7 separate regions of the Mus musculus genome follow, and regions 2, 3, 4, 5, 6 and 7 are each linked to region 1. The links are chromatin contacts, found by Hi-C in ENCODE. All regions are on one chromosome and are shown on one strand. The core of a region is the stretch at or near the end of the contact, and the rest is flanking DNA. Distances in the headings are between cores, read along the strand shown.

Region 1 (2,847 bases), core at 180-2,679:
AAACCAAGAGTAGGAACTAGAGATTTGGGGGGGAAGTGGAAGTTACTGGTGACTTTCACTACAGCTGTAGGGAAAAAAAGGAAAAGGAAAACAAAATAAAGACAGGGGGCTGGGGAGATGGCTCAGCGGTTAAGAGCACTGACTGCTGTTCCAGAGGTCCTGAGTTCAAATCCCAGCAACCACATGGTGGCTCACAATCATCTGTGATGGGATATGATGCTCTCTTCTGGTGTGTCTGAAGAGAGCTATAATGTACTCAATCCACTAAATAAGTAGATTTTAAATAAGAAAAAGAAAGAAAGAAAATAAAGAAGACACTAAGCTTGAATGGCGTTTGTCTGGGACAGAATGAGAACTGTCAATAGAAGCAAAATACACTGTTAGGGGCCCGTGCAAAGGCATGTGACTCTCAACGTCATCTCAACGAGAACATTTGGAGAACTTTAAGCAGAGTATAATACGACCAAAAATTACATTTGAAAAGAATTACTCTGGTGACTTACAAGGAAATATGTAGACTTGGTTTTTGTTTTTTTTTTTTAATTACAGAAAATGCTTAATAGTCTACAAGTGTAATCATAGCACTAGGAAGGTGAAGGCAGTACTGAGCGTCCAAAGACAAAATGGACTAGGCTGCATACTGAATTCAAGGCCAGCTTAAGCTCCAAAAGACCCGGGCTCCAAAAGACCCTGGCCGTGCTTCCCAGTTCTCTGTAGGGCAAAGGCCAATTGTTTTCATTTAATTGTTCATCAAGCGCTACTATATATGCAACATTCAGCTGTAGGCCCCGTGGAAACTACAAAATGAAATTCTGTCCACAGGAAGCAGCAGATGGCACAAGACACGCCAAGATAAGAACGTTCAGGCGAAGAATCCAAAGTTGCCGGTCCTTTCCATTCGTAAAGAGGATATGGAAGGGCCCACAGAGGAAGTGGCTCGTTTTAAAGTACGAGTAGAATTTGAAGATGTGCAACTGTGGGTTAGGGTTAGAACTAATCTCCGGCCGAAGCACTAGTTGGCAACCCCGAGCCGGAAGGCATGGGGTGGGTTCTGGGAGCACATTAGAGTTCCTGTCTGGCCGAAGTAAGGAAACAAGAATTAAGTCAGACTGACGTATAACAAGGGCGATGTCCACGGGCCAAAGTCTAGGCTCATAATACAGTCCTGGAAGTGGCCTGTGCCCTGGGCAGCCAACACTGCTCCCGGGGCCCGCGCCCCTTTCACTCTTGCCCGCCGGAGCTGCCCTGGCTCGTGCCCCTTCCCTGAGGCGTTCTTCCCCTTCCGGGCTGAGGCTACGGCTATCTTCCCGCTCCTCACCCACTCTCCAAACTCGTGGGAGCCGCCTCCACCGCCAAGACTCACCACCCCGCGCCTGAACCGCCTAACGCGGCCTCAACGTCGCCGAACAGTCGCCATCTTTCGCGTTTCCAGATCACGGAGGAGCACCCAGGCCGCGCGGCAAGCCGGGAAAGGGAGTTCCTGGGCCTGCACCACGCGAGCTGACGAATAGGCCCTGAAAACTACCAATCCCAGAATGCACGGCGCGAGGGCCGGCCAGGCCGTAAGGTCTTCTGGGTAATGTGGTTTGCCAAAGGTTCGGTGTTTGTAGGAGAAAGAATTTTCCAAGTGTTGTCTTTCTACTTACAAGGTTCTTCCGCAGCAGTCTTTCTGGAATCTTCTAGTAGGTATTGCAGTTGATTTCAGTCAAAGCTGGCAGCTTTCAGCGAGAAAGTTTATACGGTAACAAATAATTTGCTTTTTTTTTTTTTTTTAAAGATTTATTTATTCATTATATGTAAGTACACTGTAGCTGTCTTCAGACACACCAGGGAGTCAGATCTCATTACGGATGGTTGTGAGCCACCATGTGGTTGCTGGGATTTGAACTCTGGACCTTTGGAAGAGCAGTCGGGTGCTCTTACCCACTGAGCCATCTCGCCAGCCCCCCCCCTTTTTTTTTGAAAAGTGTTTTTTATAAAAATTGTGAGAGAGATTATTGCCTCCGTGGATGAATGGAAGATAATGAACTAAAGATTAGTTCACTGGAGTAGCTTAGTACTTCACAATGAAGGTAGTACAGTTTTCACAGTAGAACTACTCCAGTCACAGGAGTAACCTTGGGGCCCCGGCAGGATGAATGCCTGAACAACCCCAGGGTACCCACTGTCCCCCTACTCCCAATAAATAATAAACTAACATTTCAGAGGTTTCCCTGGAAGGACTTCCCCCTCAAGTATCTTACTATTTATTCAACATTCCTCATGGGACCTTGCTTCCTCGTTTCCCTGGTCTTCAGGAACTGCCCACTTGGGCTACTTGTTATTGTTGATGTCTTCCTTCAGGTTCTCCATACATCAGTCCACCGAATTTTTCTTCTAGTCGTAGACCCACTTCCTTTCTCTTGGGTTCAAACAGTACCGTCAGCACCCGCTGAAACAGAATACAACATTGTGCGAGGTAGGATGGTTGAGATTAACCAGGGTACCCACTGCCTCCTTTTACATTTTCCATCCTCGGGTTTGCTTTAATCCCACATAGTTGTTGGTCTTTCTACTTTAAATTTATTCTATTTTTATCTGCATTGGTGTTTTACCTACATGCATGTCTGTGTGAGGGTGTCAGATCCCCTGGAGCTGAAGTTATAGACAGTTGTGAACTGCCCTATGGATGCCGGGAATATGAACCTGGGTCCTCTGGAAGAAAAACCAGTGCTCTTATCCACGGAGTCATCTATCTCTCTAGCCCCAGGTCTGGTTTTTCACTCTGGGTATTTTTTCAGTTCTCAAACAGGGTCTCAGAATACACCCTAACTAAAAAACTCAGCTACGCTGACAGTGGCTCAATGT
Region 2 (2,847 bases), core at 133-2,632, about 76 Mb before region 1:
CCTTAGGTAAATTTAATATTAATAATGACACAACAGTCATTTAAAGTTATTGATAATTGAAACCTGTAAACTTTATTTAATACATACACACATCCATACCCTGATATAGAAATAGAATTAGATAGAGATAGTTAGATATAGATATAGATAGATAACTTAGAAGAGCTTGATAAATACCTTCATGCAGAATCAAGCTTCTGTGTGCTTTGGGGTTCTATAGACTTTATAAATACAAAGGTATACATACAAAGGTAAAGTCGCACATGGAGAGGAGGCCGATGCTAGGAGTCAAATATTGATGCACGCAGGAGAGTAAATGCTAGAATAAGGAAGGCATTAGGCATCTCAAATAATTTGTACAAAATCCTCAGAACATGAAGGAGGAAAATGTAAGAAAAAAGTCATCCTCACAAAAGAAGCTGTAGGCCTGGCACACCGCAGTGTCATGGGAGTAACTGGCATCATGTAAGCATCAGTGTTAGATGAGCCCAGGCTTGGTGGGATTCAATTATTCACTGAATAAACATAGTTGCATCTAATGCTGCTTTGGAGGCAGATGTGATTGAAACCTGGTGTCCAATGTCCTCTCAGCCTTCAATTTTCAGGGGCTCCACTGGGTTTCTATTTGTTTGATTTTCATTTTTCGGCAATAACAATTGACTCTTCTTCATAAGGCAGGTAAACATCATCTGTACGCTCACAAATAAGATCCAACTTTAGTGTTCCCTTTACTGATCTCTGTGGTATTATTCTATATCATTCCTAGTAGTGCTGCCAAGTCAATTTAATCAGCCTTCACTGCCAATTATTAAAATGTCTGTTGGATGCACAGATCTAATTTTCTGTTTTCAGGGAGCAAGTTCTATTTAAGAGACATGTGCATAAAAATAGGTATAATGTTACTCACAAGTGCTGAAAACTATGCAGAGTGAGATTAGCATCCGGGCAATTCAAGATTTCTTCTTGGAGATTCAGAGTAAATTACATGGTGCAGCTGCAAATGAAAGCTGAGTGGGAGTCTGGTTGCTGGAGAACACATGTCAAGAAAAAAAAAAAAAGTCTGGTGACACTGAACTGTGGCATCCAAGTACACGGAAATTCAGTGAGTGGCAGGAGGTTGTCACGGCTCAAAGAAAAAGCAGCCCGTGTGCTAGAAGATCTCCAGTTTTCTGAAAGTTTGATAGAAAGGTATTTCATAACTACGAGAGATGAGTAAAGTAAGAGCAGAGGGTAATATAGTTAACTTAATGCATTCCCAACGGGGTTATTTTCAGTTTCAGCTCTGACATACAAAGAAGTTGCAAGCCACGGCTTCATAAATACACAACAAGAAAGAGCTGAGCACAGTGAAAAAAAAAAAAAAACTTGACAGATCCATCAGGGAATTGAGGTCAGAGAATGCCATTTCCGCTCAGAGATGCACAGCTGAAGTCTGCTTTTGAGGAAGTGGCTCTGATGCAGCCTCATACTGGCTGAACTACGTCAGTGCTATTATAGTATCTTGGGTTTCTGGTGTCCATATCTAGCAAAGCATAAGCACGATAATACTTGAAGACTAGAGATAAAAGAACCACATTATTCCTAAGCATTATCCTAAGGAACTTCATGTTTTCTTAGTCCAGATAGAGGATAAATCTCTCATGGGAAGTCCAGGGAAAGGCGTTATTATCCTTCTAAATTATACACCAAGCCTTTTTTTCTCCTACACATACTTACTAGCTAACCAGGATAATATACTTGTAACAGCCTAGTGTGTGTGTGTGTGTGTGTGTGTGTGTGTGTGTGTATGTGTATGTGTGTGTGAGAGAGAGAGATTAAATTATTATAATTATTTTTCAACATATTTCCTTCACATAGGGGAATGCAAACCTAGTTAACTGAGTTCTAAGGAAAAAGACCAAAGATGTCAGCCAGCAGAGGAAGAAACAGAAGATCTGGGAGAATATTAGTACACTTGTGTGAGACATAGCCCTAATGCATAGCTTTACTAATGCACTGAGACTCTATAATAACAAAGACATACATTTGAATAGCTCTAGGCAGCACCCACAGATTATGTATTTAAAAAAAAAGCAAGACACAAATTTTCTAAGGAGGAAAAGTTTAGAAAACTCAAATAAAGGGGGGCACAATAATTTTTAGAAAAAGTTGAAAATTTGTGTTTCTACAATTAAAGCTATTTTTAACAATGTAGTAAAAATAGGGAGAGATACTGTCATCAAGTGTGAAATGAATAGATGTAAAATCAGATTGACATGCAAAAAATATGATTAACCTTTAGAGAAACCAGTGAAAAGTAATGGGAATATCGGGAATGGGGTTGAAACCAGCGTCAGTGTCAGAGAAACAGAATTACAGCAAATGCTAAGTTAAGAACACACACACTGACAGCACTAGAGACCTCCTGAAATGAAGACCGAGCCAAAAAAAAAAAAAAAAAAAAAGTTGTCATAGATCTTGAAACATGCCAGAATGAAGTGTAGAGATAAAAACAATAATGGGAGCCGGGCTGTGGTGGTGCATGCCTTTAATCCCAGCACTTGGGAGGCAGAGGCAGCGAATTTCTGAGTTCGAGGCCAGCCTGGTCTACAGAGTGAGTTTCAGGACAGCCAGGGCTACACAGAGAAACCCTGTCTCAAGAAACAAAACAAAACAAAAAACAAAAACAAACAAACAAACAAACAAAAAACAATAATGGGAACTTATAGAAGGGTAGTGAAAACATAAAATAATATGCAGTGAGAATACTGCAGGGAATAGAAAAATAATATTTTTCTTAGGTAAACACATATGGTGTGTCATATCCAGTGGCAATAAACACACACACACACACACACACACACACAC
Region 3 (2,847 bases), core at 95-2,594, about 76 Mb before region 1:
ACACACACACACACACACATACAGGTTTGGGAAAACGAATATTTCCTAAATTTGAAGAAATATGTTGAGGGTGAGTTATGCTGTATGCTGTATTCATCTACAGCAGCATCATGAGAAAAATCCCAACCTTGATGCTAAAGCTCACATCTGTTTTGCACATTAGCAAATCTGCATCCTGTTAACACTACCTCTTTTCAACCGGAGAGTTTTTCCTCTGGTGTGCATTCAAAAGGGGCTTTGGTAGTTTTAGCAACTATGTATCCAAAGGAATGCTATTTTCTTGGTGTCGGCAACCAATGAGAATCCCTTACGAGTGTTGATATCCCTGTCATGAGACCCTTGGAGTAGTCGCTCCATTTCGAAAAACACCCACCCTTGTTTACTATGATGCTTCCAGTGAGATGCAGGATGGTATTGATGGGTGAGTGTGCGTGACTGACTTCCCGCTGGGAGAAAGTACTGAAGCTGCCTCAGCTGCTCACATCAATTTTGAAAACAGCCAGTCAGGCCTGAAATCCCTGTTATCATAAGCTGTGTACATTACAAAGCGTTGTAATTTATTCAGGAGTCAGAAGAGGTGAGAAGTTCACGCATGGCTTAGTTCTTCTGGCACTAGCAAGAGGCTGGGAAGGCACTGCAGTACCATTCATCTTCAGAAATATAATGCTGACCTCCAAGAGGAAGCTCCATCTAATATAAACCCTACACGCCTTGAGTACTTGGGACACGGCATGAAAGGGCATCTCTCAGGCTAAATCGCTGGACTTCCTCTATACTAGGGATCGCTGATGAGTGAGCCAGCAGTTGGATGTTTAGCAGGCTGTGACGACTTTGCACGGAAATATGAAAATTTATTACCAGCTTGCCACATCAGCGCTTGCCCTGCCTGCCTTTGCTCTTTCCCTTCTGATGTATACTCCCATTCCATCTGACAGTCATCCCTTGCTCTGGCCCCTACTTTCCCATCCCCCGCAGAGTACTGCTGGTCTAAACTGTCACCCGAGTCGTCCTGCGTCCTGCATCCTGGCTGTCATTTTTGAAGAACACAAGATTTTTGTTTTGTTTGCCTGTGTGTGTGTGTGTGTGTGATTCTTATTAACCTTATTGCTTTCTGTGTGACCTTGTCTATGGGACAAAAAGGGTATTTGTGCAGCCCCAAAAGTATGTACGGTGGGGTGGGGGAGAAGGAAGCAAAAGGGGAAGGGAGTAGAGGGAGAGTCAGGGAGGAAGGAGGAGAGACTGCGAGAGCCGAGCTGAGCAGCAGGCCGACACGAGCTGCCAGCCAATCAGAGACGCGCTCGGGAGCTGCAGAGACCCAGCCTGGGAGCCTGGGGCTGGAGGTGCGGAGCCGGAGCCTGGGCTCTCCGAGGACCGTGAGCAGCAGTGCCCAGAGCTCTGAGAAAGTGCCCCCTGTGCTTCTCATAAATTAAGTTCCTTTCCAGCAGTTAGGGCAAGTCAGCCAAGGTAAGGTTTCAATACATCACACTTTACTCTGTCGTGACATTAATATTTTTGTACAATGGGGCTGCTTACTCAGTTCGGAGTGAAACAGCATTGGTGAAATCTTCCTCCTGGATGCTTTTCACAAGATACTGTGCTAATGGGAAAGTTGCAGCCGGCAGCCTTGCCGCTAGTATAAATTTGTGTTTTTCATGCCGGAATGCTGCTATACAGCCTATGGAATGTGGTGCTTCCAATCCAGCTGGTTCCGTGTGTTCTATGGATGTGCGGTTCTGAGGATGTGCGGTTCTGAGGATGTGCGTGTGTGTTAACTGCTCTGCCCCTGAAGAAGTTGGAAGGGGACTCTGCCAGCACATTTGAATACTGAGGGTATCCAATTCAGAGGCATTTATGTCAGTCTGAAAAAAGTGAGATCAGCGTGGTCCGACTCAAACAGGGATTTTGCAATTGGATTTTACATGGTGCTTTTTAATTATGGTCTTTCCAGTATCCTGCAAAATGACAAGGTATCTGCACACTGAAACTGCTGCAAGATGAACAATTTTGTCTTGTTTTGTTTTTGTTCTCTCTTGGATTTTGAGAAATTTCTTATTTTTTTTCCTTTTTTTTTTAATGTTTTCCTTCCCAAGCTGTTTTCATAGATAAATGTTTATGAAAACCTAAGGTGAAACTTTTATGTTTTTACCAAAGGCACAGTAATGATGCAGGCAGAGAAGCCCGCTGACTCCTGGAGCACTAGCTAGTTTATTTAGTGTCTCTGTGTGTTTGTTAACTCTCAGTCAGTGCCTTAACTTGCCAACCTTGTTCTGTTCTGAGTGTACATTCATCTAATTTTGTCTTTGTTTCCACATCTGACAATCAAGGTAAATAGCTTCCATTCTTGTCTGTGAGTGTGCTGTGCATGAAGATGTGTAGCCAAGCAAAGCTTTCATGTGTTAACAGGTGAAAACAGAATCTTATTAGTTAGGGTTGTTAAAATATCCTTACCTCATGTCAATTGCCTTGTCAAGATAAGTGATCCTTGTGGTTTCTCAAATAAAAATTCTTAGGAATAAAAAATACTGTGCTTTTTGGTTTGCTCAGGTGATGGCATGCCTGCTGTGAGTCCAGAGACAGATCAGAGAAAAATTTTGTTATGCAGCCAAAAACCTAACTGTATGCACTCCTTGCATTTTCCAACCTTTTTCTACCTCTCTGAGATCACCCACAGATGTTAAAAGCAGGAGGCTATCCTTCTGCAATAACCATTCTCTGTCTGAGGATATAATCTCCTCAGAGAACATATTAGGTCCTGAATTAAGAGTTTGAAACCCAGAGAAGATCTTGTGCATACCTTGTGATGTGTGGGAGGAGGAAACAGAATGTAATGCTAGAAGGGAGTCCATT
Region 4 (2,847 bases), core at 149-2,648, about 73 Mb before region 1:
ATAACTGTAATTCTGCTACTGCTATGAATTATAATGTAAATATCTAATTTATATACAAATATTTTACATAAGGCAGGATATCAGATATGTGACCCCTATGAAAAGGTCATTTGACCCCCTACAGGGTCACAACCCATAGGTTGAGAACCATTGGTTTAGGGGATTCCTTACCCCCCCCCCCACCCTGAGGCTTTGGGCCTTGTTTTAAATTACAAGGAGGGACTGGACAGATGGCTCAGTGGTTAAAAACACTGACTGCTCTTCCAGAGGTCCTGAGTTCAATTCCTAGCAACCACGTAGTGGCTCACAACAATCTGTAATGGGATCTGATGCCCTCTTCTGGTGTGTCTGAAGACAGCTACAGTGTACTCATATACATACAATAAATAAATCTTTAAAAAAGAAAACTTACAAGGAATAACTCTTTGAATAGCATGGGACTCCTGGTCTGAGTCTCCACTTAACCCCTCCAAAAACTACCATATCTGGCCTCTAAAACCACTTGGCTGCTACTTCCTCTTCAACAATTACTGCTTGAGCCATGACCTCTGACCTCTGTGACTCACTGGAACAGGTGACCCTGACTCATGGACCTGAAAAACTCCCATTCCTCACCGTCAACAGGAACACAGGAACACTTTGGTGCAAATGGTCCCAAGGGCATGTCATGGCCCAAATCTCTCAATCTCTCTCGATGTCCTACTTGGTTACAAGAAGGCAGGCCTTTGTTTTTTCCTCCCAAAGGCCCAGGACAGTGTGGACAATTCTTAACATGTCTTAACTCTCCCTTGCTCAGACAAAGTCAGAAGATGCTCTTAAAAAAAAACAAAAAAACAAAAACAAAAACAAAAAAATCTACTTTAACTCTTTCAGAAATAAACTAGAAAAAAAACCTCATCTTTCTTCTTCTACAACTTATTGCAAAATCTACAAAGAAATTCCTACTGAATTATCTGTTTTCTCACCAAATGTCTCCTCCCTTACTGCCTGAGGCCCACTGGGCTGCCATGGGAATCACTTTTGACTTTCTCCCTAAGGTTAGATTGTAAAAGCTCACACAAGCAAGTCAACAAGTGTCAGGAAACAAACCAAACATACCCTCTGAGTCTAGGCACTAACTCCTTTTTCCTTTACATGTTCACTGTGTCAATGTTTGCCTGTCACTTCACCTTTTAGACCATCCCAGGCATGTGTGCGCCTTGGAACCCTGTCCTTTCAAAGAGTGAAGGCAAACAAAGGATGTCGGGAGTCTCCAGGGTGACTTCAACCCAGTCTCTGAGCAAGGGCTTTCTTCCCTTCCAACTGACCTTCCTCCCTCTTCAAACTCAACTGCTGGGTATCTGGAATTTCTCCCTCAGGGGTGGAGGTCAGAGCTGTGGCGTCAGAGAACCCAGACCCCTTGGCCTACTAAGCCTTGTCAGTGACTATTAGTATAAACGCAGGTAGGGAGGCAGCTGCTCTGCCAGCTGGTGAGGAGACATAGCAGACTTCTGCCCTCCCACCCCTGAGGATCCCTTAATGAAGTACTAGCTCACTACAGACTTCAAGCAGCACCTCAGGGAACGTGGGAACGGAGCAGGGGATTGCTTGTCAATAGTGCATGAGCACAGAAAGCCCTAGAAATACGTGCTTAAGGGCGACTTGCAGCACGCGGGGGGGGGGGGGGGGGATGAGTCACTCAGTGACACAGATCAGATAAAATAGCTGTCTTAAAGTCTGCTTTCAGCTGAGGGGGAAAAAAAAAACCATTCCACAAACTGTCTTTTACTTCCGCCTTCTGGGTAGACTTTCTGCTGAGAGATGTCGAAACAGGAAGAGTAGCCAGATCTTTTCACAGCTTTTCCTATAAATAAATAAGTGAGGTAAGAGAACGGGGTGATGATGTAGCTCAGCGGTAGAGTGCTAGGGCAAGGCCACACACACACACACACACACACACACACACACACACACACACGAGAAAAAGGAGGCAGGAAAGTTTCGTTTGTGTACCTGTGTGTGTAAGCACACATGCGTGTATTTGCGTTTGTGTAGGCAAGGTTTGTAAATACACATGGGGCATACCTGTGGGAGTTCTGTATGTAAGCATGAACTGTTGTATAAGGTCATATTTATTTTTAATACTTTTGTTCAGTAGGTGATCACTCCAAAGCAATGGCTCATTTCTCTATGAAATAAATGCAGCTCTTTCATCTCAACGGTGAGGTCTAACACAACCTCTAAACTTTCCCATACTCCAAGAAATAATCAGCTCAGATACGACTTTCACAGACCACGGGGCTTAACGCTTTCAGCCTTGACGTTATCTGAGACATCCCAAGTACTGTAAACTCCCCATTCCATTTAGCAACATGTGCAGGCATAATCCTGATGTTTCTTATTGGCTAATAACCATAATTCTGCACACTGCTTCTCACGCTGAAGTAACGTAAGCCAAAACATGCTGAGTCCCAGACGTCTACACATGCACGACACTCCAATTTTTGTGTGCCTAGAGACACATCAGCAACTCCTCCTCATCGCACGACAGTCTTGAGCAGCCTGCGTCCGTTGTGATTTGCAGACATTCAGTCAGTGCTCCGGTGCTGGGCTCCACTAGCTGGGCTGTGTCTGCTGTATTTTGACTTATTTGATACTGTTTCTTTCCTCTCCTCTGAGCAGCTTTCTGGAATCTCCTGGGGCCTCTGCTCTTGGGCTGGATCTGGCTGGTACCACTGCTTCTGCCCCGAGAAGTGGCGCTTGCTGGACTTTGAGGTGTTTAGATCTCCAAGGATTTACCTGCTCTGCGGTTTTATTTGGGATTGCTTTTTTTTCAACCTGGTTTATGTTCTTTTGGTGTTCGTTTTG
Region 5 (2,847 bases), core at 98-2,597, about 73 Mb before region 1:
TAATTCCAGGACTCAGAGTCGGGAGACCCTGAACTGAAATCACAAGCAGACATAAATCTTTCCTCTTTTAAATGGTTTTCCTCAGGTGTCCGTTACAGTGACTAAAGTCTGATGACATGGGAGACAGAGACACGTGGCTCTGCAGTTATCTAAATGCCCCGTTAGATAAAGCAACCTTTGTTTCTTTGGTAGCTTGCTTTAGAAAACCCTTCTCACCCCCAGGTCTCACTGAGGCGATAGGAGACAGATGTTTAAACAACCTTTCCATTTTTTTAACAAATGTGATACATTAGATACAATGTAGATCTATGTGGGGTATGCAGGAGAAAGCCTCAAAGACAGTTCACATATACACCACTGCTTTATGGCTATTGTATTATATTTTGCTTTGTTTTTTATAGATAAAGCTAAAAAAAAAAAATTACATAGGCCTGACTGCCACTAAACTCCAAAGATCTGCCTGCCTCTGCCCTCTGAGTGCTGGAATTAATGGTGTGCCTTCATGTACAACGGCCCAGCTTTCTTGAAATAAATGCAATATACAAGAAAAGAGTTTTGACTTGGCCAAAGTTAGAGGCTTTTAACAGCCCCACCACTCTGGCAAAGGGGAAAATTGTGTCCCATAAATACTCCTGGTATGCTAATTAGCAAAAAGGGGCAGGAACTGTCTCTGCTTATTGTTCTACAGTAGGCCTTTCTGAAGAGTGGGATTTAGACATCTCCCATTCAGAGGGCTGCACACATCCTTCTGAGGAAAGCTTTCATCATTTGCTTCCGGGCAGGGAGAAACTATGTCACAGTGTATATGGCCCAGGGCTCTTAACAAGGTCGAAGGGATCAGGATCGTAGTTAACGCTGTGACCAACCCTTGAGGGCCAGCAGAAGGGTTTTATGGAGTCTTCAGACTCTTTTTCTGATAACAACTCAAAAAAACTACTGATCTTGAAGACCAATCAAAATGCCCAACAGTTTCATAGCAAATGTATGCTGTGGATGGAGCCATCAAATATTTGCTGAAATAAACCTGAATCTGGCAAAGAGAGTTACCAACAACTTAAAGCCCCAAAAGGAAAACTGACTGGAGGAGGCAGACACAATTTATAACCCTTCACTGTACCAGGAACTGGAAGCCCACTTCAGGCATTCCACAGTCCACCCTCAGGATGGACACAGCTAGGCCACCTCACTCTTAGGGACTTGGCTTTTTCCCTTCCCTATCCTAAGATCAAAAAAACGTAACCACACAGAGAACACAACATCTCGAATCCCCAGTGTCACTCCTCTGAGATCCAGTTCTCACTCCAGCTGTAAAGTCCATCACATCCCAATTTAGTAGCTATTCTTTTGCGAGTCACAGTAAACACCATCGCAGACACAAACATGCGGTCCAGGTAGTGAGAAACCGCTGCCAAAAATATCACAAGCTCTCCACAGGCAAACTTCCTCACTTCGGCTCTCTCCAGGACTTCAAGGACCCTGTGTGCCCCGTTGTCTGCCACACAATGCACACTGAGAGGCCTTTTATGGAATAGCAGTCCTCTTGCTTTCCTGCCTCAAGCAGTGTGTGTGTGTGTGTGTGTGTGTGTGTGTGTGTGTGTGTGTGTGTGTGTGTCTGCAGGCTGTGAGCTGTGACCTGAGCCAACAACAAGGCCTTGTAGTTCAGGGACAACTGCCCATTAAGAGGAGGGAAAAGGTCACTGGAAAAAGGAGTTCTGCCTGTTGAGGGCCTCGCTCAGCAAGATGTCATGACTATCCCATTCACCACAGAGAAATCAATTGTTACAGCTATCTGTTTATTGGGGAATAGGGCTTGAACGGCTTAGCGAGGGGGGATCTCTATGAGTTCTCCCTCCTCGATATCTTGCAATTCAGATTTTACTTTCTGGTAAGAGGGAAAAGGAGAGAGGCTGTAATTGTCTGCCAACCCCTAGGCATGTTCTTGGGAATCTCCTAAGAGCACACAGCCTGAGCTATGGGCCTGGAGGAGATTCATAAGTAAGCCAAGGCTGGGTTATAAGGACTTTACATTTGGTAGTGGCTGCACTCATTGGACGCGCTGTACTTGAGAAGTGTTTGAGTTAGATCCGCTGTGTATCTCATGCAGCAGAGGCTGCCTACATCCGTTCGTCTGATTTTTCTTTTTAATTCTAACTTCTTGGGGAATAGGGAATAAAATCAACTAATCTATATGGCACCCAGGACACTAGAAGAACACCGAGTCACAGGGCTTTCTGAACCAACCTTTCTTTCGCTCCCTTTTTACATTTTTATTTATTTCCTTGAAGACAGGGTGTCTCTATTATCCCTGGCTGGCCCGGAACTCAGTATAAAGACTGGGCTGGCCTCAAATGCTAGCATGGAACTCAATTGACTTTTTTTTTTTTTTTTTTTTTTTTTTACTTTTCTTCATTTCTTTTTCCTTCAGGTTCGTAGTTCTCATCTTTTTGTTTGTTTGTTTGTTTGTTTGTTTTTCCTGTCTCCCTACAAGTCTGTCTATTTCTCTCAATCTCTTCTCCCCCTTTGCTTTCTGTTTCTGCTTCCCAGAGGGGCTGGCTTTGAGGGTCCACCAAGGCTTTCAGAGTAGGGCTGGGCAGAGGGGAGAGAAGTGGGCAATGTTTTCTGGAGGATTTGAGGGAAGCAGGAAAGTCTTATCCATCGCCTCTGGGTCTGTTCCTGCAACTCAAAACAAAAGGGTGGGAAGGGTGGGCGTGGGGGGTGGGAAACTGGAAGAGAAATGGGATTTTCTTGGGATCTTAATATAATTCTGTTAGAAGCGCCCTGGGGTTCAGCTGGGACAGAGGAGTCACTTCCCTCCATCCTGTCCTCCCTCGCTGAGGGGGGCAGAGG
Region 6 (2,847 bases), core at 204-2,703, about 73 Mb before region 1:
TCCAGTCTCAAAGTTCTGGGTGTATTCAAGTGTACCTTCTTTTCAGGTTTTTCCAACGCTTCCGGCAGCGTAGACATTGCTGGGGGTGGGACAGGCTGCCCTGTGTATAGTAGGGCTTTTAGCCTCATTGCCGACCTTTCAGTTACTGGGTGTCGGTATCCCCAACTCCCTGATTGTGACAACAGATGTCTTCAGATTCTTTTTTTCCACAGAGGACAACTGTCAGTTAATTGTCAGCATAAGCAATGTTTCCCTAATGCTTGAGGGATAGGACATAAGTAAAAGAACACTTGGTGAAGGGACCCATGGGGGGACCAGATAGTGCCCATGTCAGTGTTCTGTTGTGGATTAAACTCCATGGCATGCTTTCAGCCTTTCCTAAAGGCTTCTCATGGCTTGGGGGATGTGGGACAAGCACACCGTATAAGCGCTACAGTTTCTTCCGTGTTGGGGCTGTGTTCCCCCTTGGGTGTCAGGCTTGAGTCTGTATTTACATTTACACCCTATGGACATTTGAGTCAACTCTGGTAATTCCTGTACAGCTGGGCCTGTGCCCCGGGCGTCTGCTTGTTCCCTCATGGGTCTCTTCACCAATCTCTCTTTTACTTATATCCTGTCCCTTGGGCATTAGGGAACTATCACTTATGCTGAGCAATTACCCAACTGTAGTTCTCTGTGTGAAGAAAGGGTCATGTTTTCTCAAAAGTCCCAGTAAGTAAGTTGCATCTTAGATCCTCAACTTGTGTGTTTTGGAGTTTCATTTCAGTTTCTTTAAAAAATAATTTAACACAGGCTTAGCATCGTCCCAGCTAGCTACGAGTATAGCTCAGCATTAGAATGCTTGCCCAGTCCTGTCAGGCTCTAGGTTCAGTCCCTATTGCCTCAAAACAGCTTTTATAAACCCCTCAGGGTACAGGAGGCCCTTCCTCTTTCTTGCCACCTGGTATCCCAGTGGTGACCTTTTACACGACAATAGTTTGGTAACAAAGCTGAAGTTCGGCATTAAAATGGTAGTTCACGTGCAGGCTGGAGACCTCACTCAGATTCCCTGGGTCCTGGACCCTCCTTCCTGCTTGCACACATTGCTATGTGCAGTTCCAAGCTGTGTTTCCCAGCGTACAGCAAGTGCTTCACCACCCAGAGTCTCAGTGGGACACTTTATGACAGTCCCTCAGGGACTCCTTATCATCTCTTTGTCCCTTTCTTCCCTCCTCCCATTTTTGCTCTCTAAAGTCTTGTCGCGCCGGAGATAGTCACATAAATGAATCCGGACAGAACAACGCATAGCCTTGCTGTGGTTCCGTTTTCAGACAGAGTCCCGTGGAGCCCAGACTGACCCGGAACTCAACGCCTTGCTGTGTAGCCAAGGATGACCTTGACCTCCTGATTTTTCCCACCTCCCCCTCCCCCCTTCCCAGGGCTGGGCTTCCAGGTGTGTGCCACAAACACCAGGGAGTGCTGAACCTGGGAGATGGCTTTATTTGCTCACTGCCCTTTGGCAGGCTTTCAGGTTCTGTGGCGGCAAGTTTGGCCTGGATTAGTGTCGAGTATAAGCTGCAGTTGGACATGTGTTACCCTCAGTTGCTGTGTCCACATCCATTCTGAGACTGACGGTTGCTTTCCTGTCATCCTTATCTTGTCTCCTGGCTATTCCGAGCTCACACTTTATGCCTGTCCTAAGTAAGTGTGAATGTGAAAGAACTATTTGAGGTCTAACATTATTTTTCAAAAATTTTTTGAAAAAATTAAATTTATTTTAGCTTTACAAAATGAGGTATGGTATATAATGTGTGCTGCTTGGTACACTCATGCCACGGGTGTTTCTGTGGACTTGGTTTTCTTCTTCCACCTGTGTGTGGGTCGGGAACTTAGGCTGTCAGGTTTACGCCTCACACACTTGTGCCTACTGAGCCATCCCTCTGGGCCTACACTTTCTCAAATGTACTTTGATGTACATTTTCTATTAGAATGCTTGGACATCATTTTACAGAAATGAGTCCGAGCTCCCCTTATCGGGGACAAGTTCGTCATGAAACGCCGTGAATCTGTGGCCAGGCTCTTGGAATTGGGTGTTCTCAGTGTCATAGCCCCAGTCCAGTCCAGTTCCACATGATGTGGCCAATTAAGCAACGGGCTTAACTGCTGTTTGCCTTGCGCGAGAGAGACGTCGCTGGACCCAGAACAAAGTGCACCAACAGTCGGATGGAGACAAATAGGGCTTCTTAAAAACCAGGACTTCAAGGACATTCAAACTTCCTTTGGGTCAGGCATTGTTCTGGTGGCAGTAAGGGCCTTAGCCTGGTGAAATGGTTTGGCAAGAAAAACTAGACTGTGTGACTGACAGCCTCCTCCCAAGGCCTTGGCACTCTGCCGGGAGCAATGGCTTCTAGCAGTGCGTGCTCCACTGGGAACCTAGGCAGAGCTTGTGAGGGAGTGAGGTGCTGGTGAAGGCCACCTGATCCACAGGCTTGGGGCTGTCCCTGTCTTTCTCAGTCCTGTGCTGGGACACTGACCTGCCTGCTTCCTTCCTGTGTGTTCTTGAGCCAACTTGCTGTGTCTCCTCCCTTGACCTCTCTTCTTGCTTCCTTCTCCTTGTAATCAATCAGGCTATGCAGAGATTGGCCCTGAGCCCTGGGGGGAACACCCTGTGTTACACTCTCGCCACCAAAGTTGAATGCCGAAGTCAAGGCAAAGAATTTCCCAATGCACCAGTCTTCTCTCTGGGTCACCCCTGATTTGTATGAAGAGTGGGCACATGTTTTTCTGCATGTGTGTGTGTGTGTGTATGTGCCTGCATATGTGGTGTGTTTGATGTCTGGGCAGCAGGTCTGTAACAGATGAAGACTT
Region 7 (2,847 bases), core at 200-2,699, about 71 Mb before region 1:
TTGTTTTTGATCTGTTTGGAAAACAGAACCAGCGAAGAGGATCTCCTATGCTCCTAAGTCCTCCCTCAGCAGTTATATTCGAAAGGGAAACGTTTTCCACAATCTTATCCTTGAATCTCACTTTGTCCTGCAAACCTACAGCAGACCCCACAGACTGAAACAAACGAAAGGTCCCTCTCTCTCCTTGGGCTCAGCGCACTGACACGCCTTGGACTTCGTGCAGAGAAAGGAAACGTTCTTGGTGGTTTTGTTAAGCCAAAGTAGGCATTCTGCAGTCTCCCAAACCAGCTCTTTCCCAGTCATGTCCTTGCCTCTGTTTCCAACTTTCTTTTCTCTGCCAAACTAAAGGAAGAAAGAAACAAAATAAAAAATGTTCGACTGGATACGCCCACAGGAAATACTTGGCTAATTCTATAATAACCTGAGGTGCATAAAGGTTAAACAAATGAGTTAATTCTCTAAACTTCAGAGACTTGGGTAATTTAGTCACAGACTAGGCTGGGAGAGGCCTTCGGAATTAACTTGTCCAGCATGCATTTCACGAATGGTTGATGTCTTGAATAACTCCTACCCAGACACTCTAGGGTGGACTGACGTCCAGACCTCGTGTCCTGAACAGTGTTGCTTCCACTACACAACACAGTGCTGTGTCAGAAGCTCCTACTAGGACGGAGAGCAGCAATTAGGAACATTCCCGGTGTCCAACAACCCCATTTACACACTGAAAGCAAGAACACACACAGCTTAGATTCACTACTAGGCTCACATTCCTTGAGTGGTAGATGGTGAAACACAGGATCCAGCGTGTGGCCCAACAAAACCTAGAGAAACTGAACCACGGACACAGCTGTGGGACCGGAAGAAAGACATTTCATCTCTAAGGTCTTTGGAGAGGACAGACCACTGCTACCCAGTGGGGCAGGGGCCCGAAATGCAATAGCGATCTACTGTCACCCTGTCCCCTTGGTGAGCATTTTTTTCCCCCTAAAGTCAAGAGTGTTCTCTGCGGTTTACAACTCTGGTTGCTGAAAAGGTGTGGGCCACATCCTCTCAAGGCGCAAACCCCGGTAGCTTAGTTTACAACCAAGTTGCTCCCTCGAGGACACCGACCAGCTTGTCCACGCGCCCGGGTACTCCTGGATAGACCCGCCTCTCTCCGATGGCCGGGGACTCAGATGCAACCCACGCACAGCCACGCGCGCGAGGTGTAGCCGTCCCCGCGCCACAAGCACCCTTCGCTCTCCCTCGCCCACCCTCCGCCGCCACTACACCCTCCGGGAGACTGTGCTCATCCCGGCGCCCACCTGAGGTGGTCCGAGCGCGCTCCCGCTCCCGCGGCGCGCTCCTCGGCGCCTCCATGCGGGATGCGCGCCTCCACCCGCGCGCACCCTCCGCTACAGCCCGGCGCCCCGCTCGCTTCTCCGCAGCCGCAGTCCCGAGCTCAGCTACTGTGACAGCCGTCCGTGCTCCCGCCCTGAACGCAGACTGACGCCCGGTGCCGCCACTCAGAAGCTAGGGCGGAGTCTAGGGCGGAGCCTCCGCGCGAGGTAGGCGTGAAGGGCGCGGCGGCGTGGAAAGCTCAGAAGCTCAGCGATGGGAGCGCTGCGGAGGCCGCGGCTCTGCCCCTAGGGCTGCACCTCCACGCTCACCCTGGGCGTTCCACTGGTTCGGATCTAGAGTCCTCTCGGGAGCTCTGCACCAGAGCCAGAGAACTTGGGGAAGAGACTGATGGGCCGAGGGACCGAATGCCCCTCACCAGCTCAGGACAGCTTGGTGCCTCGATTCCCTGTTCACCACGGGACAAACCTGCTATGTCTGCGCCGGAGAGCTAGAGGCTGGGATCCAAAAGCAACTGCACCCGGGGCTTGTTCCACTACGTGGGGCAGGGCTTCCTCGTCTTTCTGCATGGGTCAGCACATTCGGCTAATGCGTGCTTGGAACTGTTTAGGGACGAACAAGAGCATTCTTGACAAAAAGTGGTTCCATAAAGTAATTTCTTAATTGTTAAAAAACAATACAAAAAGCTAACAGAAAAAGTAAATGGCCTAACAAGAAAAGGATACAAGATTTTTTTTGCTCCTGATTAACTAATTTGATGGACCCCTCCTTTTTTCCAGAAGAAGACAAGAGAGGGGGAGGGGAAGAGGGAGGGGGAGGAGAAGAGGGAAGGGGAGAGGGAGGGGGAGGAAGAAGAAGAAGAAGAAGAAGAAGAAGAAGAAGAAGAAGAAGAAGAAGAAGAAGAGAAGAGGAGGAGGAGGAGGAGGAGGAGGAGGAGAAGAAGAAGAAGAAGAAGAAGAAGAAGAAGAAGAAGAAGAGGAGGAGGAGGAGGAGGAGGAGGAGGAGGAGAAGAAGAAGAAGAAGAAAAAGAAGAAGAAGGAGAAGAAGAAGAGAAGAAGAAGAAGAAGAAGAAGAAGAAGAAGAAGAAGAAGAAGAAGAAGAAGAAGAAGAATCATCTCCATGAGTACTTCCTTTTTCTCCAGTGCAGACAGATTCCAAATACAAAAAGACTAGCATGCAAAATATCCTGGCAGCCTCCGGAAAAATAAGCGCCATAACTAAAGAAACATGTGGAAACAGCCTGGAATTTTGTGTGAGTTCAATAGCCTTAGGGCTATGTCAACAAGTCATTGAAACATTGCAAGTCTCTCTGGATCTCAGAACAAAGGATCAAAAGGATCGTACATCTTTAGTCTTGCCTCAGAAATCCCTGTCAGACCAAAAGCCTGAGTCAGCAGCACCAGGCAACTAAGAGAGCTGGCTCAGCGGGACTTGTGGTCCACCGCGAGTGCATTTTCCCTGTTAGTGTATTTCACGAATCCCCGCATTTGCTCGTGAGATTGGTAGGGT

What was found. Hi-C counts contacts between places; a loop is a spot of excess contacts on that map.
Region 2: a map of T-helper 17 cell shows a loop between it and region 1 (32-fold over the local background). The contact joins the enhancer-like site here to the promoter of Ddx23 in region 1. A Hi-C loop is called at or near these places in 2 of 37 maps with a recorded cell type or tissue (T-helper 17 cell and T-helper 2 cell).
Region 3: a loop to region 1 is called in a map of T-helper 17 cell, with 34 times the contacts of the local background. The contact joins the promoter of Cdh18 here to the promoter of Ddx23 in region 1. A Hi-C loop is called at or near these places in 3 of 37 maps with a recorded cell type or tissue (T-helper 1 cell, T-helper 17 cell and T-helper 2 cell).
Region 4: a loop to region 1 is called in a map of T-helper 17 cell, with 20 times the contacts of the local background. The contact joins the enhancer-like site here to the promoter of Ddx23 in region 1. A Hi-C loop is called at or near these places in 2 of 37 maps with a recorded cell type or tissue (T-helper 1 cell and T-helper 17 cell).
Region 5: a loop to region 1 is called in a map of T-helper 2 cell, with 13 times the contacts of the local background. The contact joins the enhancer-like site here to the promoter of Ddx23 in region 1. A Hi-C loop is called at or near these places in 3 of 37 maps with a recorded cell type or tissue (T-helper 1 cell, T-helper 17 cell and T-helper 2 cell).
Region 6: a loop to region 1 is called in a map of T-helper 1 cell, with 12 times the contacts of the local background. The contact joins the enhancer-like site here to the promoter of Ddx23 in region 1. A Hi-C loop is called at or near these places in 2 of 37 maps with a recorded cell type or tissue (T-helper 1 cell and T-helper 2 cell).
Region 7: a map of regulatory T cell shows a loop between it and region 1 (17-fold over the local background). The contact joins the promoter of Otulinl here to the promoter of Ddx23 in region 1. A Hi-C loop is called at or near these places in 1 of 37 maps with a recorded cell type or tissue (regulatory T cell).

What each region holds. Positions count from the first base shown.
Region 1 is chr15:98,661,460-98,664,306 of GRCm38, forward strand. Ddx23 (DEAD box helicase 23) reads right to left here and starts at 1,430. Exons shown (of 17, transcript NM_001080981.1): 1 at 1,364-1,430.
Region 2 is chr15:22,896,947-22,899,793 of GRCm38, forward strand. It overlaps a transcript of Cdh18 not described here. Among named protein-coding and RNA genes, the nearest start is that of Cdh18, 140 kb to the right of the region's middle. Within about 2 kb of position 1,383, at least 1 of the 3 ENCODE cell types and tissues checked has a DNase peak (open chromatin) inside an H3K27ac peak, as active enhancers do.
Region 3 is chr15:23,035,119-23,037,965 of GRCm38, forward strand. It overlaps Cdh18 (cadherin 18), which reads left to right and starts at 1,345. Exons shown (of 12, transcript NM_001081299.1): 1 at 1,345-1,464.
Region 4 is chr15:25,268,058-25,270,904 of GRCm38, forward strand. No RefSeq gene overlaps it. Among named protein-coding and RNA genes, the nearest start is that of 4930445E18Rik, 23 kb to the right of the region's middle. Within about 2 kb of position 1,399, at least 1 of the 3 ENCODE cell types and tissues checked has a DNase peak (open chromatin) inside an H3K27ac peak, as active enhancers do.
Region 5 is chr15:25,579,409-25,582,255 of GRCm38, forward strand. No RefSeq gene overlaps it. Among named protein-coding and RNA genes, the nearest start is that of Myo10, 42 kb to the right of the region's middle. Within about 2 kb of position 1,348, at least 1 of the 3 ENCODE cell types and tissues checked has a DNase peak (open chromatin) inside an H3K27ac peak, as active enhancers do.
Region 6 is chr15:25,631,751-25,634,597 of GRCm38, forward strand. The region is part of intron 1 of Myo10 (myosin X); the gene reads left to right. Among named protein-coding and RNA genes, the nearest start is that of Myo10, 11 kb to the left of the region's middle. Within about 2 kb of position 1,454, at least 1 of the 3 ENCODE cell types and tissues checked has a DNase peak (open chromatin) inside an H3K27ac peak, as active enhancers do.
Region 7 is chr15:27,680,093-27,682,939 of GRCm38, forward strand. It overlaps Otulinl (OTU deubiquitinase with linear linkage specificity like), which reads right to left and starts at 1,450. Exons shown (of 8, transcript NM_001242423.1): 1 at 1,305-1,450. The coding sequence starts at 1,359.